Regions from separate parts of the Homo sapiens genome. Here regions 1 and 2 are each linked to region 3. The links are chromatin contacts, found by Hi-C or POLR2A ChIA-PET in ENCODE. All regions are on one chromosome and are shown on one strand. Each heading gives the region's core, a stretch centred on a gene start or an enhancer-like site at or near the end of the contact. The rest is flanking DNA. Distances are from core to core; before and after follow the strand shown.

Region 1 (4,062 bases), core at 714-3,213, 940 kb after region 3:
GTTGTGACCACCCACAACTGCACTTACTTGAGGACCTGGTGCAGAAAGCACTGGTAGCCAGGTGTGCACTTGCCATAATCTATCTGCTTTTGCCACCAATAGAGAATAACTTTGTCTCTACTTCCCACCTGCAGGGAAGTATACAATTTCCCACAAAGTGTGATTATACTGTAGTCGTCAAAGCAGATAACAACTCATCCCACACTCCCTTAATCCCCAGCCTGATTTTCAAACTCACCTGGCATAGCAAGGTTCTGTGCTAACTCCTACACTCACTGTCTGTATCCTAGAGGACAAAGAATCTTCACACATCTCCTTTCTGGGGAAGCAGGTTCTGCAGATGAAAAGGGTATTAGGATAAAAACCAGCTGGCTACACTGTGCCTCTCAGCCACTACCACCACCAAGATCCTGACAACAGACACAAGTTGCATTTTGACTTTTGTTTCTCAAAGCATGATCTGCAAGCCGTCTGCATGGGTAGCACCTGGGGGCCTTGATAATGACCCCACTTTAGACCTATCGAATTATCGTTTTTGGAGCCTACATCTTAAAGAGCTTCCAAGGTTATTTTGAACATTTTTATTATGGAAATTTTCAAATATACATTGAAGTAAGAAGTATGGGGTAATACCTTACCACGCAAAGTATGGTCGTAGGACCAGCTACCTCACCATCAGCTGGGGGCTTGTTAGAAGGGCAGAATCTTGGGCCGCAACCGCAACCCAGACATCCCGAATCAGAATCTGCATTTAGCAGGTCCTCAGGTGGTTAGTGTGCAAATTAAACCTTGAGAAGCACAGATATGATGGACCCTCCTGCCCCCATCACTCAACAGTCAGGGTCAATCTTGTATCATCAATACCTTCCCCCAGCACAGGATTATTTAAAAGCAAATCCCTAACATTAGGAATGTCTTTTTGTTTGTTTCACTCTAATGCCCAGGCTGGAGTGCAGTGGCGCAACCTCTGTCTCCCGAGTTCAAGCAGTTCTCATGCCTCAGCCTCCCAAGTAGCTGGGATTACAGGTGTGTGCCACCACAACCGGCTAAATTTTGTATTTTTAGTAGAGACGGGGTTTCATCATGTTGGCCAGGCTGGTTTTGAACCCCTGACCTCATGTAATCTGCCCGCCTCGGCCTCCCAAAGTGCTGGGATTACAGGTGTGGGCCAACGCGTCCGGCCAATAATTTATAAATATCACCTCGTCAATGTTCAAATTTTCATTAATAACCAATCTTTGAGGTCCTCTGGATTGCGATAAGGATTATACCAAGATGATTTAATTCCTCCACTTTCCCTGCAACGGAATTTCTTTTTACCCACGTGAGCTAGAGTCTCTGAGATGCTGCACACTAAAAGAAACACCAAACAAAGCTCTTGGAAGGGGCTAATGCCTCTCAGCATAAACACACACACCCGTCTCGCCCCAACACTTGCCACGCCGGCAGCAAACGCTCCATCTCCCGTGGAAGGCCAGCAAAACTTAGAAGAAAACGTCCGCGAAAACGGCACGAGAAAGAAGCGAAGAAAATGAAACGCTTACAACACCCTCCACCCAAAATAATCTCTCCTAGTATTACCCTAGTGAATGGACATCACTAGTAAGGCGCGGTTTAAATCTCCCGGGGTTCGTGGGGCTGAGGGAACGAGGAAAACAGAAAGGGTGTGGAGATTGGTGAGAGGGAGAGCCAATGATGCGCCAGGCTCCCCGTGAGGCGGAGCTTACCCCGCAGCCTGCCTAACGCTGGTGGGCCAAACACTATCCTGCTCTGGCTATGGGGCGGGGCAAGTCTTACCATTTCCAGAGCAAGCACACGCCCCCAGGTGATCTGCGAGCCCAACGATAGGCCATGAGGCCCTGGGCGCGCGCGCGGAGATTGGCTGACGCAGCTTAGAGGCGAGCGGGGATAGGTTACTGGGCTGGCGGAAGGTTTGAATGGTCAACGCCTGCGGCTGTTGATATTCTTGCTCAGAGGCCGTAACTTTGGCCTTCTGCTCAGGGAAGACTCTGAGTCCGACGTTGGCCTACCCAGTCGGAAGGCAGAGCTGCAATCTAGTTAACTACCTCCTTTCCCCTAGATTTCCTTTCATTCTGCTCAAGTCTTCGCCTGTGTCCGATCCCTATCTACTTTCTCTCCTCTTGTAGGCAAGCCTCAGACTCCAGGCTTGAGGTAAGTCCGCAGCCGTCTCCGCCACGGAATCACGGAGACCCCATTGTCCCCCTTAGGGTCCAGTCGGGCCCCCACAGACAGAGGTTGGGAGGGCCGAATGGGGACTATCGCGAGTTACGAGACCCGGGTTCTTTCTAGTCAGGAGTCTCGAGCTGTGTGGCGTGGAACAAGTCAAAATCCTCTCTTCATTCCATCTTTAAGGTCCTAAGGTTGCCTCTCGTCGGTGAATTCAGGTTCTAACCTTAAGCCAGGCTGTGAATCACCCTTCGGGGTTGCCCCTCTTCCAGTGTTGATTCGCCTGGCTGGAAAGGGTGGAGGAGTTTAGGAAAGCTGAGGGAACTGTGATGTACCGATTTAGATGACGTTTTCCTCCTAGCTAGGTTTTGTTTTTCTCCTGGTGAGAATTCGAAGACCATGTCTACGGAACTCTTCTCATCCACAAGAGAGGAAGGAAGCTCTGGCTCAGGACCCAGTTTTAGGTCTAATCAAAGGAAAATGTTAAACCTGCTCCTGGAGAGAGACACTTCCTTTACCGTCTGTCCAGATGTCCCTAGAACTCCAGTGGGCAAATTTCTTGGTGATTCTGCAAACCTAAGCATTTTGTCTGGGTAAATATACTTTTATTTTTACACTGTATTGCCTTTGCTATTTCCAAACAGTTGGGTTTGTTTGTTGGTTTGTTTTCAATTATCCCGGCTCAAAGGTCAGGCTTTAAGTCTCAACTCTGCCCTTGACTGTGTAACCCTTTTGAGTCTCACCTTCTTTTCTGTGACAAGAAATAATCTCAGCCAGGCGAGGTGGCTCATGCCTGTAATCTCCGCACTTTGGGAGGCCAAGGAGGGCGGATCGCCTGAGTCTAGGAGTTCAAGACCAGCCTGGGCAACATGGCAAGACGCCGTCTCTACAAAAAATATTAAAAGTTAGCTGAGTGTGGTGGTGTGCACCTATAGTCCCAGCAACTCGGGAGGCTGAGGTGGGAGGATTGCTTGAGCCCGGGAGGTGGAGGCTGCAGTTAGCCAAGATCGCCTCACTGCACTTCAGCCTGGGAAACAGAGTGAGACTCTATCTCAAAAAGAAAAGAAAAGACAAAGAAATAATAATCGCTTCCTATCTTACTAGGATCTTGTGAGAATCAAATGATGTGATAACTGGGAAAAGTCTTTGAAAACCGCTGCATTACGAGTCGGTCACTTTATTAGTATTAATATTAGTGTTATTGCAGTTGTACTTTGAATTCTGATCATACCATGTCTCAACTAGCAAAGAGAAGTAGTACCTGAGAAAAACTAGGGACCCCAGGGAGAAATCAAGCCTGTGTTCATAGTGCTCAGGACCGGGAATGTGGAGTCAAGATCCCCCTCGGCCAATAAACTCTGGGCCTCATTTAAAAAAAAAAAAATTATCTGTTTCAGTATGTTGGTAAGGAGAAAATAAAGTACAGATTATGGTAGTGGGAGATTTTTCTCAGCCCAGTCTGATATATTTCCCAAAAGCAATTAGATTTATTTGGACACTGTTCAGATGATCTGATAGTCATTAAGGGGTGTTTCAAATGAACAGGCTTGGCCAGGCGTTGTGGCTCACACCTGTAATCCCAGCACTTTGGAAGGCCGAGGTGGGTGGATCACCTGAGGTTAGGAGTTTAAGACCAGCCTGGCTGACATGGTGAAGCCCCATCTCTACTACAAATACAAAAATTAGCTGGGCGTGGTGGCAGGCGCCTGTGATCCCAGCTATTTGGGAGGCTGAGGCAGGAGAATCGCTTGAACCCGGGAGGCGGAGGTTGCAGTGAGCCAAGATCGTGCCACTGCACTTGAGCTGGGGGGACAGAGCAAGACTCCACTGCAAAAAAAAAAAAAAAAAAAAAAGAAGAGGATGACATGATCTTTG
Region 2 (3,995 bases), core at 138-2,637, 840 kb before region 3:
TTAGGGAAATAAACACTCAGTTCTTTATATTTTTTAATCAAGTAGGAAACACAGTTCATATAATGTTATTACTTTTTGTATTTTTTTTGTTTTTAGCAGCTGCTTACTGTTTTATATGGTGGATAAAGTGGACAACATCCAGCGATGGGTGGCAAGTCAAGAAGAGAAACTGTCAGTTGGTGGAGGTTCTGTGGGTGGTGCTCCCTTGGAGTTAACAGGTTTTTTTTTTTTTTTAACTTTTTAACTTTTTATTTTCTCTCTTTCTTTACAGTATATTTTCTGTGTGTGTGGCTGTGTGTGTGTGTGTATGCATGTGTGTGTGTGTGGGGGTTTCATTCAGTTTGATCAATCTTCTTCCCCTTCTTCCTCACCCTGCAGTAGCAGGGTGGCAGCGGCGGTCTCCTCCTGCTGCTGCTGTTGCTGCTGGTGAAGCTGCTCACAGGCAGCCCGCTTCTCCCTCTGCTTCTCTTGAATCTTCTTCATCTCCTCCGAGTACTTGCAGAAGGTGTGTCCGAACTTGGCCCACACCTTGTAGGGCACGGTGATGGAGTTGCGATAGGTGGGCTTCACCTCGCTCACTCGCATAAACACGCCGTACTTGTTGGAGCCCACATCGAAGAAGAAGCGCTTGTTGTCCACAGTCAAGGAGGTGCCCTCGGGCAGCTCGGCCGGCTCCTCCTCCACTCCGTAGTCGTCGATGAGCTTGGCCAGAGCGTCACGGAACTCGATGAGCCCCTGCGCGGGCAGCGCAATGGTCTGGCCCTGCGTGGAGCCCAGGCCAGGCCCCCGGTTGACCGTCTGGCGGATGCGCAGGAAGCGGCCGCGCTGGTTCTCCTTGAGATCCATGTAGTACTTGCGGTTCTCGCGCACCAGGAACTCGCTTTTGAGCGCCCGGCGCGGCTCGTCCTGCGCCTGGGCCAGGTCCGGCGGCTGGCTGGGGCCCAGCTGCGCGTAGTGCTCGATGAAGTCGCCCAGGTAGTCGCGGAACTCCACGGCCACTGACATGGAGAGAGTAAGGCGGCTCTTGTTGCCGCCCGCGCCCACCTCGGCGATCTTCAGGAAGCGGCCCTTGGCGTTCTGCTTCACGTCCAGGTAGAAGCGCTTGTTCTGGATGTCCACCCGCTTGGAGGCCAGCTCCTGCGTCTCGTGCTGCAGCCCCCCTGGGGCCCCGCCGCCGCCGCCGCCACTGCCGCCGCCGCCCCCGCCGCCACCACCGCCCCCGCCGGAGCCTGAGCCCGAGCCGGGGTGCCCCAGGGAGCCGCCCGAACCCAGCGCCGCACCACCCTGCTCGCTGCCGCTGTCTCGGTCCGCCATGATGCTGCGCTCCGCTGCCGCGCCGCCGCCGCCTGCCGCTCCGCCCGCCGCCTCAGTCGCCTCAGCCGCCGCTGCTTTCCCTCCCCGGCTCCGCCTGCTGCCGCCGCAACCCCCACAGCCAGTCAGCCACTCTCGCGAGATCTGCGGGAGAGACGAGACAGACGAGACCCGGTAACAGGGCACTGACTCCCCAGTACAGTAGCAGGGCGCCCTACTGTACGCGCCCACCCGCCCGCCGGCACGTGACCTGCGCCCCCTCCCCGCTGCCAGCCCCCCGTCCGCCCGCCCGCCAGGCGGCGCCCACCCACCGGCCCTCACCCTACAACCCTGGCTGGGTGGGGGAGAGGGAGCAGGACGCGCAGCGTCGCAGCTGCTGCTGCCGCTGCTGCCGCCACCACTGCTACCACCACCACCACCACCACCACCACCGTGGCTGTCGCTGTTGGGCAGACCCTAGGCGGCCTCGGCCTGGGGAGTTAGGGGACTAGGGGTGAGAAGGAGTCTGCCATACTAAGCACAGAGAGTGGGCCTAAGCTCTGCTTTCCAGTGACCCCCCAAAGAGGATGTAGGAGGAGGGGCCTGCGCGGCGCAGCAGAGCCCCCTGCAAAGAGGGGACACCGAGTCACGGCCACCCCCTCTCATGCGGGCCTCAGCAAGACCCAAACCCAAACCTAGACAGGCCCACCCGCCACCCGGCTGGGTTGTCTCCTACCGCAGAGCCTTGGCCGCTGAGGCAGGCAAAGAAGAGAGGTGGTGCGGTGGTAACCCTTAGCTGCAGAGGGGGCTGCTGGGGATGAGGTCGGGGCGCCGGCAGCAGTGGCGTGGAGCAGCAGACACCTAGCCTGTCCCTCCCCTCTCTCTCCCGCCGCTCCCCCTCCCCGCACACACGGCAGTGGCTCTGGCCTCAGATGATCCCGCTCCCCCCTCCCCCCAACCGCAGCCCCGCACAGTCGGGCGGGCGGGCGCACTCACCGATGGGGGGAGCCGAGCAGAGGACAGTAGACGCACCAGGGCTAGGGTGCCCGCAGTGACTGTTCCCGTCGACTCTGCCCTTCCCCACATGCAACAATCAAAAAGAAACTCCACACTCACCCAAAAACCTGCAGCCAGTCCCCCTTGGGACCACGACTGACTGCCTGCCCGCCCGCCTCCCCCTCCTCCTTCTGAGATTTGGGGAAGGGGGGCACCCTGCTCAGGGCTGAGCCCAGCCTGAGTTGCTGGCCAGCTCTGCGGATGAACCAGGCCCTGTGAGCATTCAGACCCTAGCCCACTCTTCTTCCTTTCTGGAAGGACCCAGAATGGAGGAGAAAACCAAGCAGGCTTTCGGAAATTCATGAGCTAAAAATGTCAGGAATTTCCTGGGAAACGCAGTTCCTTACGGGATTCATTAAAGCAGGTTCGCTTGCCCCTTTTACTCTTCCCAGAAACTTGTGTCAAGGAGAGATCCCACTCCCAAAAGTAACATATTAAGTGGTCGCTGGTTTTTATGCAGACAGCTAAGTTGCTGACCATTAATTAACCAGTGAGTCTTTGGACGGTGATAGCTAAAAAGGATCTTCTCTGGTATTAGGGGCTCAGGAGTAGAGGAGCTCAGAGATACCTGATTTCTCTTTTACTAGACCTGACGTATAACCTAGGGCTTATTTCCAGATAGGTATTGAGTGCTTGTACTCTCTCACTGCAGTCTGCAGCCCTGGCACTCTGGGGAAAGCTAAGGCCTATCTCCAGGGGACCCCCCCCTGCCAATGCGCCCACTCTCTCCCCCATCACCTTCTACAGGCAGCTGAGAGACACAGATCACACAGCTCTGCCCCTGGCTTTCTCAAGCACAGATCGTTGCCTCTATCCTGAGAAAAGTATACCTATTCCATTTGTGGGTTCTATTCCCATTGAGCATCTCCCGCTTCCCCCAAAAGTAAGGAGACTTGCCTCCCTCACTCTTAGCCCGAGGGACAACTGGGAATATGATTGCCCAGCTTCCTAGAAAAGAGTGGACTAACGATCAAGAAACCAAGAGCAGGCTAGGGAATAAGCCTTGCTGATTCCTGAACCCTCAAAGCCCCCCTTACCATATCTCTTCACCTCCTGAACAAACTTGCCTGCTAGGTATTCACAGCTTCCTTTTTCTCTTAGAAAGAGCCCCATTCTACTCAGCATTAGCTACTTCAGCCCTGGGCTGAAGTTTGCGACTTCCTACTGAAAAGAAACAAGAAGCACCTGGCCACCAAGGAGCAAACAGGCGCTGTCCTGTGCACCCGTCTCAGAACCACCCACCTATGTCCAGTGGTCCCTGAAATGGCTCTCTGAAGGGAAGGCTCCACACCAAGAGATAAAAACCCAGACTTTGGGCCCCATAAAGAACTTCCCCTTATTTGGGAGGCAACCTCTAGTACCCTGTAGTACTCTTTCCGTGTTGATTTTTTCTGCACTCCTTCCCCTGTCCCAAAGTCTATTGAGAAGGGGACACAGGAACTTTTGAAGCACTTTGAACTGCACAGAAATACACGTGTGAAGAAGCAGTAACTCCTCCAGGCTCGAACAGTAGCAATCAGGACTCTGGATAGACCCCAGCGCCTCCAGGGACAAAAAGGCTCAGTAGCAGGCTCTCCACAGAGAATGGAGTGGGACATTATGTTTCACTTGTAAACTGAGGCTAAGATCTGGTACAATCCGATCTAGAA
Region 3 (3,991 bases), core at 359-2,858:
TCAGCCTCCTGAGTAGCTGGGACTACAGGCGTGAGCGAGCACACCAAGCTGAATGGGGATATTACTAATAGTCCTCTGTAAATAGGGTGGTTGGGAGGCTTAAGTGAAATATAAGCTAATCCTCAGGATAATGTCTGGTATAGTGTGGGCACTCAGTAAACACCTGAGGAGCTACATTCCAAAAAAGGCTTAGATGGTGAATATGAGTGAGTAAAAAGGGAAAAGTTATCCAGTGAGAGAAACGGGCAGTGAACAGTGGGAACACTGGATAGAGGAGGGCCTCCAATACTTCCTGAAGGACAATAAAAACAGCACTTGGAAAAATAACTGCAGTATTGGATGTGAGGGGAATTGGAGGCAGTAGTCGTGCCAAGACCTCAACTACTGATTAAAAGCAATAACGAAAATGTTAGGCCGGGCGCGGTGGCTCACGCCTGTAATCCCAGCACTTTGGGAGGCTGAGGCTGGCGGATCACGAGTTCAGGAGATCGAGACCATACTGGCTAACACGGTGAAACCCCGTCTCTACTAAAAATACAAAAAAAAAAAAAAAAAAAAAAAAAAAATTAGCCGGGCGTGGTGGCGGGCACCTGTAGTCCCTGTTACTCGGGATGCTGAGGCAGGAGAATGGCATGAACCCAGGAGGCGGAGGTTGCAGTGAGCCGAGATCGCCCTACTGCACTCCAGCCTGGGCAACAGAGCAAGACTCCGTTAAAAAAAATAAAAATAACCAAAATGTTTGCACAAATGATAATAAATATTCCTACACAGTCACCATTTTTTTTTAGACGGAGTCTTGCTCTGTTACCAGGTTGGAATGCAGTGGTGCTATCTCGGCTCACTGCAATCTCTGCCTCCCGGGTTCAAGCGATTCTCCTGCCTCAGCCTCCCGACTTCAGGCGTGCGACACCACGCCCAGCTAAGTTTTGTATTTTTAGTAGAGACGGGGTTTCACCATGTTGGCCAGGATGGTCTTCTTCTCTTGACCTCGTCATCCGCCCGCCTCGGCCTCCCAAAGTGCTGAGATTACAGGCGTGAGCCACGCGCCCGGCCTCACAGTCACCATTATAATTTATGTAAGGCTAAGATCATACCTTTTTCCAGCCATCCCCAAATTTCACTCCTGACTTCCTCCAAATAATTTAGAGGAACAGGAAAATGAGTAGAGAGGGTTCATTGTTCGCTGGGTCTAAAAACAGATCTAAAAATAGCCTGCCCCTTTCAAGGCTCGGGTTAAAGGGGCTGACTCAGTTCCACCGGACATTTGTTCCTCACAAACCTTCCAAAGTCCCTGCCTCTGGCCCTGGGAGATCGAGGCTCTCGGAGTCAGGCTCTATGGGACTCCCTAGGGAGAAGAGGGAAGAGGGATGGTAGAAAAACAGGGGACGACTCCGAGGCCCAAGTCTCTTTCAGATGCCCTCCAAGCTCGGGATCACGAGGGGACGAACCCCAATTTCGTCCCGTGCCCCGGCAGAAGCCACCCTGCACTGCTTCTTTCCCCAGGCTGGGAAACCTCCAAGGACTCTCCCCTCTGGGTCCTTACTCACGCGCACGTGTTCGGAGCTCCGCAGGGCGCAGCAGCACCGGCAGAGGCCGGAGGGGAAAGGGCAGCCGGGAGCCGAGGGGAACCCCGCCCCGGGGCGGCTACTGGGCGTGGCTTCGGTGGGCGGGGCCCTTGACCCCGCCTAGGAAAGGCCGGGCTTTAAAAAAAAAAAAAAATGCGAGTGCGGTGGCAGAGGTGAACCTGCTTCTTAGAGGAGAGAAGGGCTGGGGTCTGAGCAATGGCTGGGTTTGTTGGACTCCCATCCCATCTCTTAAGGGTAGAAGGGGCGCATAGTTCGCAGCTGCTCAGGAGAGAATCTGTGTGTCCTAGTGGAGCCAGGCTTCCTGCCTGCCCACACTGAGCGCCCCCGGAACGCTGGTTCCGCTCACGAGCGTGGCGCCTTTCCGTTGCTGCAGGCCCAGCCCACGCTTTTGCGCTTCCCACGCATATCCTTTTTCTGGCTTTCTGCGGCAGCGCTGTCATTCGGCTAATGGATCGCTCACCCACGCAGGTCACCTTGGTCCACGGTCTTCGGGATCTTTCCAGGAGGTTTTCGAATAGATTAAGCCAGTCACTCCTACTGCTGACCTCTGCAGGACCGGCCTCCCTAGTGCCCTGCAGTGGGATTCTTCGCCGAGCTGCAGTAACTGAAGAACACTGGCTTTCTCTGCTAGACTTGCCCTGCACCATGGCACAGTCAGGCAGAGTCCTTGGTCAGGACAGACTGCCTGCAAGGCTACCAGGATTTCTTTGGAACACTAAAACTTCCCTCTCCCAGTGGCTAGAGTCCATATGATTCTGCTGGGGTCCAGAGTGGAAGGCCTACAAGCAGTGATTCCCAACTCCATTCTCTAATTCCCCCAAATTCCTTTCCGACACCCGCCCCCCAACAACAACAACCAATCCTGTAAGTTTTGCTGATCTCTTGCACCTGGCACCATTGCCAGGTGAACCCCTGGGAACCAAGCCACTGCCCTTGGCATCTGCCAACATGTTTCATTGTCTATTTCCTCAGCTCTTTCATAATGAAAAAGGTATGCTTCTTGTGCACCCCAACTCTTGCAGACCTCTCCTAAGAAAGCCCAGAGCCCCAGTTTGATTCCAGCAAGAGACCCTAGGCTGTAGGGCCAAAGAGCCACTGGAGGGGAAGTGGCAAGCTCAAATCCTCCCCAGTTTTGATGCAGTTGGACATAGGCTCTGGTTGGGAAAAGGCTTACATAAATACAGTAATTTAAAAAGTCACATGACCAGTGCTGGGCTGGTAGGCAGGAGCTCTGCTTTGCAGTTAAATAGGAATGTGGCTGAAGACTGCTGCCATAATCAATGCCCACATCCGGCTGTCACAGCGTGTTCATAAAGGAAGGTTATGAGAGCTATAAAACCAGGCAGATTGGGTGGGTAATTGTCCTACCGAGCTCTGCTAAAGGAGAAATTGCATTGGCATCTCATATATTTCGCTTTCTTTCCTTCCAAACACACAAAGTGGAGAGGGCAGAGCTACCCTGAAGATTCATGAAAAGGAAAGATAGGGTGTGTGTGTGTGTGTGTGTGTGTGTGTGTATGTGTGTGTGTGAATGTGCATGTGTGCTTTCAGAGAAGAGACAAGAAGTAACTGAGGACAGGGAGCTATGCAGACCTTTGGGGAGAGAGGGACCAATAATCTGGTGATGACTGGATTCAGATTAGTCCAGGTAGAAGGCAGGATTTATGTGGAAGGCCAGCCATTATAAATAAGGCTGTGAGGTAAGCCATATTTTCATGTCCTGTTGAACAAGTGGTCAACTTTTTGGGCTATAGGTCTTTCAATGACCTTTGGAGAAAAACCTAGATGAAGATTTTGTTTCCAACTTAAAAATCCTTCATAGTCAACCTTTTTGACTTCCATCCTTTTAAATTCTGAATTAATTTTGATGGGTTGATTTATGTTTTTTTTACCTGTAATATCAACTATTTTTCTACTTTTTTGTTTCTTCTTGCAAAGACAAAATTATTGAGAATAATAACAAAAAATAAAAGGGAACATTTCTAGAAAAAAAGATGCAGCTAGATGGAAAGCAAAGGACTAGGGGAAGTCCATTAGCTCTGAGTTTGACCTCATAACTTAAAGCTGACCTCAAGTGACACCAGGTCCCCAAGCTTCTTCCCTGCCTTTCTCTTTATCCTCCATCTCTCCTCTCATTCCTGCTTCCCTCCTTGATGCTTTCTGCCTCTAAGACTGCTCTTTTTCTTTCTCCCTGAACAGGGAGAAAAACCACCAGTAGAGAAATATCTAGTCATTTGTTCAGTTAGTCAGTCACTCAGTCAATCAACATTTACGAAACATCTATCATGTGCCAGACTCTGTTCAGATGCTGCAGATAAAGTCAGAACAATAGAGATTCCTGCCTGCCTAAAGCTTACAGTCTAGAGGAGAAGAATGACAAGTACTATATGTATACTTGGTCACAT

The links. A loop is a pair of places that touch in the nucleus more often than their neighbours do. ChIA-PET counts read pairs that join two places held with the same protein, here RNA polymerase II (POLR2A). Pooled maps may share reads with other maps.
Region 1: a map of CD8-positive, alpha-beta T cell shows a loop between it and region 3 (11-fold over the local background). The contact joins the promoter of CDC25C here to the promoter of SNHG4 in region 3. A Hi-C loop is called at or near these places in 2 of 168 maps with a recorded cell type or tissue (CD4-positive, alpha-beta T cell and CD8-positive, alpha-beta T cell), 8 of 37 single-sample maps with no recorded cell type and 7 of 50 pooled maps.
Region 2: a map of CD8-positive, alpha-beta T cell shows a loop between it and region 3 (5-fold over the local background). The contact joins the promoter of PURA here to the promoter of SNHG4 in region 3. A Hi-C loop is called at or near these places in 2 of 168 maps with a recorded cell type or tissue (CD8-positive, alpha-beta T cell and naive thymus-derived CD4-positive, alpha-beta T cell), 1 of 37 single-sample maps with no recorded cell type and 8 of 50 pooled maps. POLR2A ChIA-PET finds 5 or more read pairs at or near these places in 1 of 52 experiments (activated CD8-positive, alpha-beta memory T cell).

The regions. Positions count from the first base shown.
Region 1 is chr5:138,329,705-138,333,766 of GRCh38, reverse strand. It overlaps CDC25C (cell division cycle 25C), which reads left to right and starts at 1,963. Exons shown (of 14, transcript NM_001790.5): 1 at 1,963-2,172; 2 at 2,549-2,780. The coding sequence starts at 2,587. LOC100128966 (a long non-coding RNA gene) reads right to left here and starts at 1,662. Exons shown (of 4, transcript NR_146628.1): 1 at 1,582-1,662; 2 at 239-334. RefSeq lists a silencer at 1,641-1,900 and enhancers at 1,951-2,000, 2,011-2,140, 1,852-2,805.
Region 2 is chr5:140,111,501-140,115,495 of GRCh38, reverse strand. PURA (purine rich element binding protein A) reads right to left here and starts at 1,387. Exons shown (of 1, transcript NM_005859.5): 1 at 1-1,387. The coding sequence starts at 1,314. The coding sequence ends at 346. RefSeq lists enhancers at 340-839, 220-857, 870-939 and silencers at 1,520-1,759, 2,130-2,209.
Region 3 is chr5:139,271,718-139,275,708 of GRCh38, reverse strand. SNHG4 (small nucleolar RNA host gene 4) reads right to left here and starts at 1,608. Exons shown (of 7, transcript NR_182757.1): 1 at 1,548-1,608; 2 at 1,095-1,345. LOC124901081 (a long non-coding RNA gene) reads left to right here. Exons shown (of 4, transcript XR_007058956.1): 4 at 2,055-2,642. It also overlaps a transcript of MATR3 not described here. RefSeq lists a silencer at 1,535-1,614 and an enhancer at 1,905-2,254.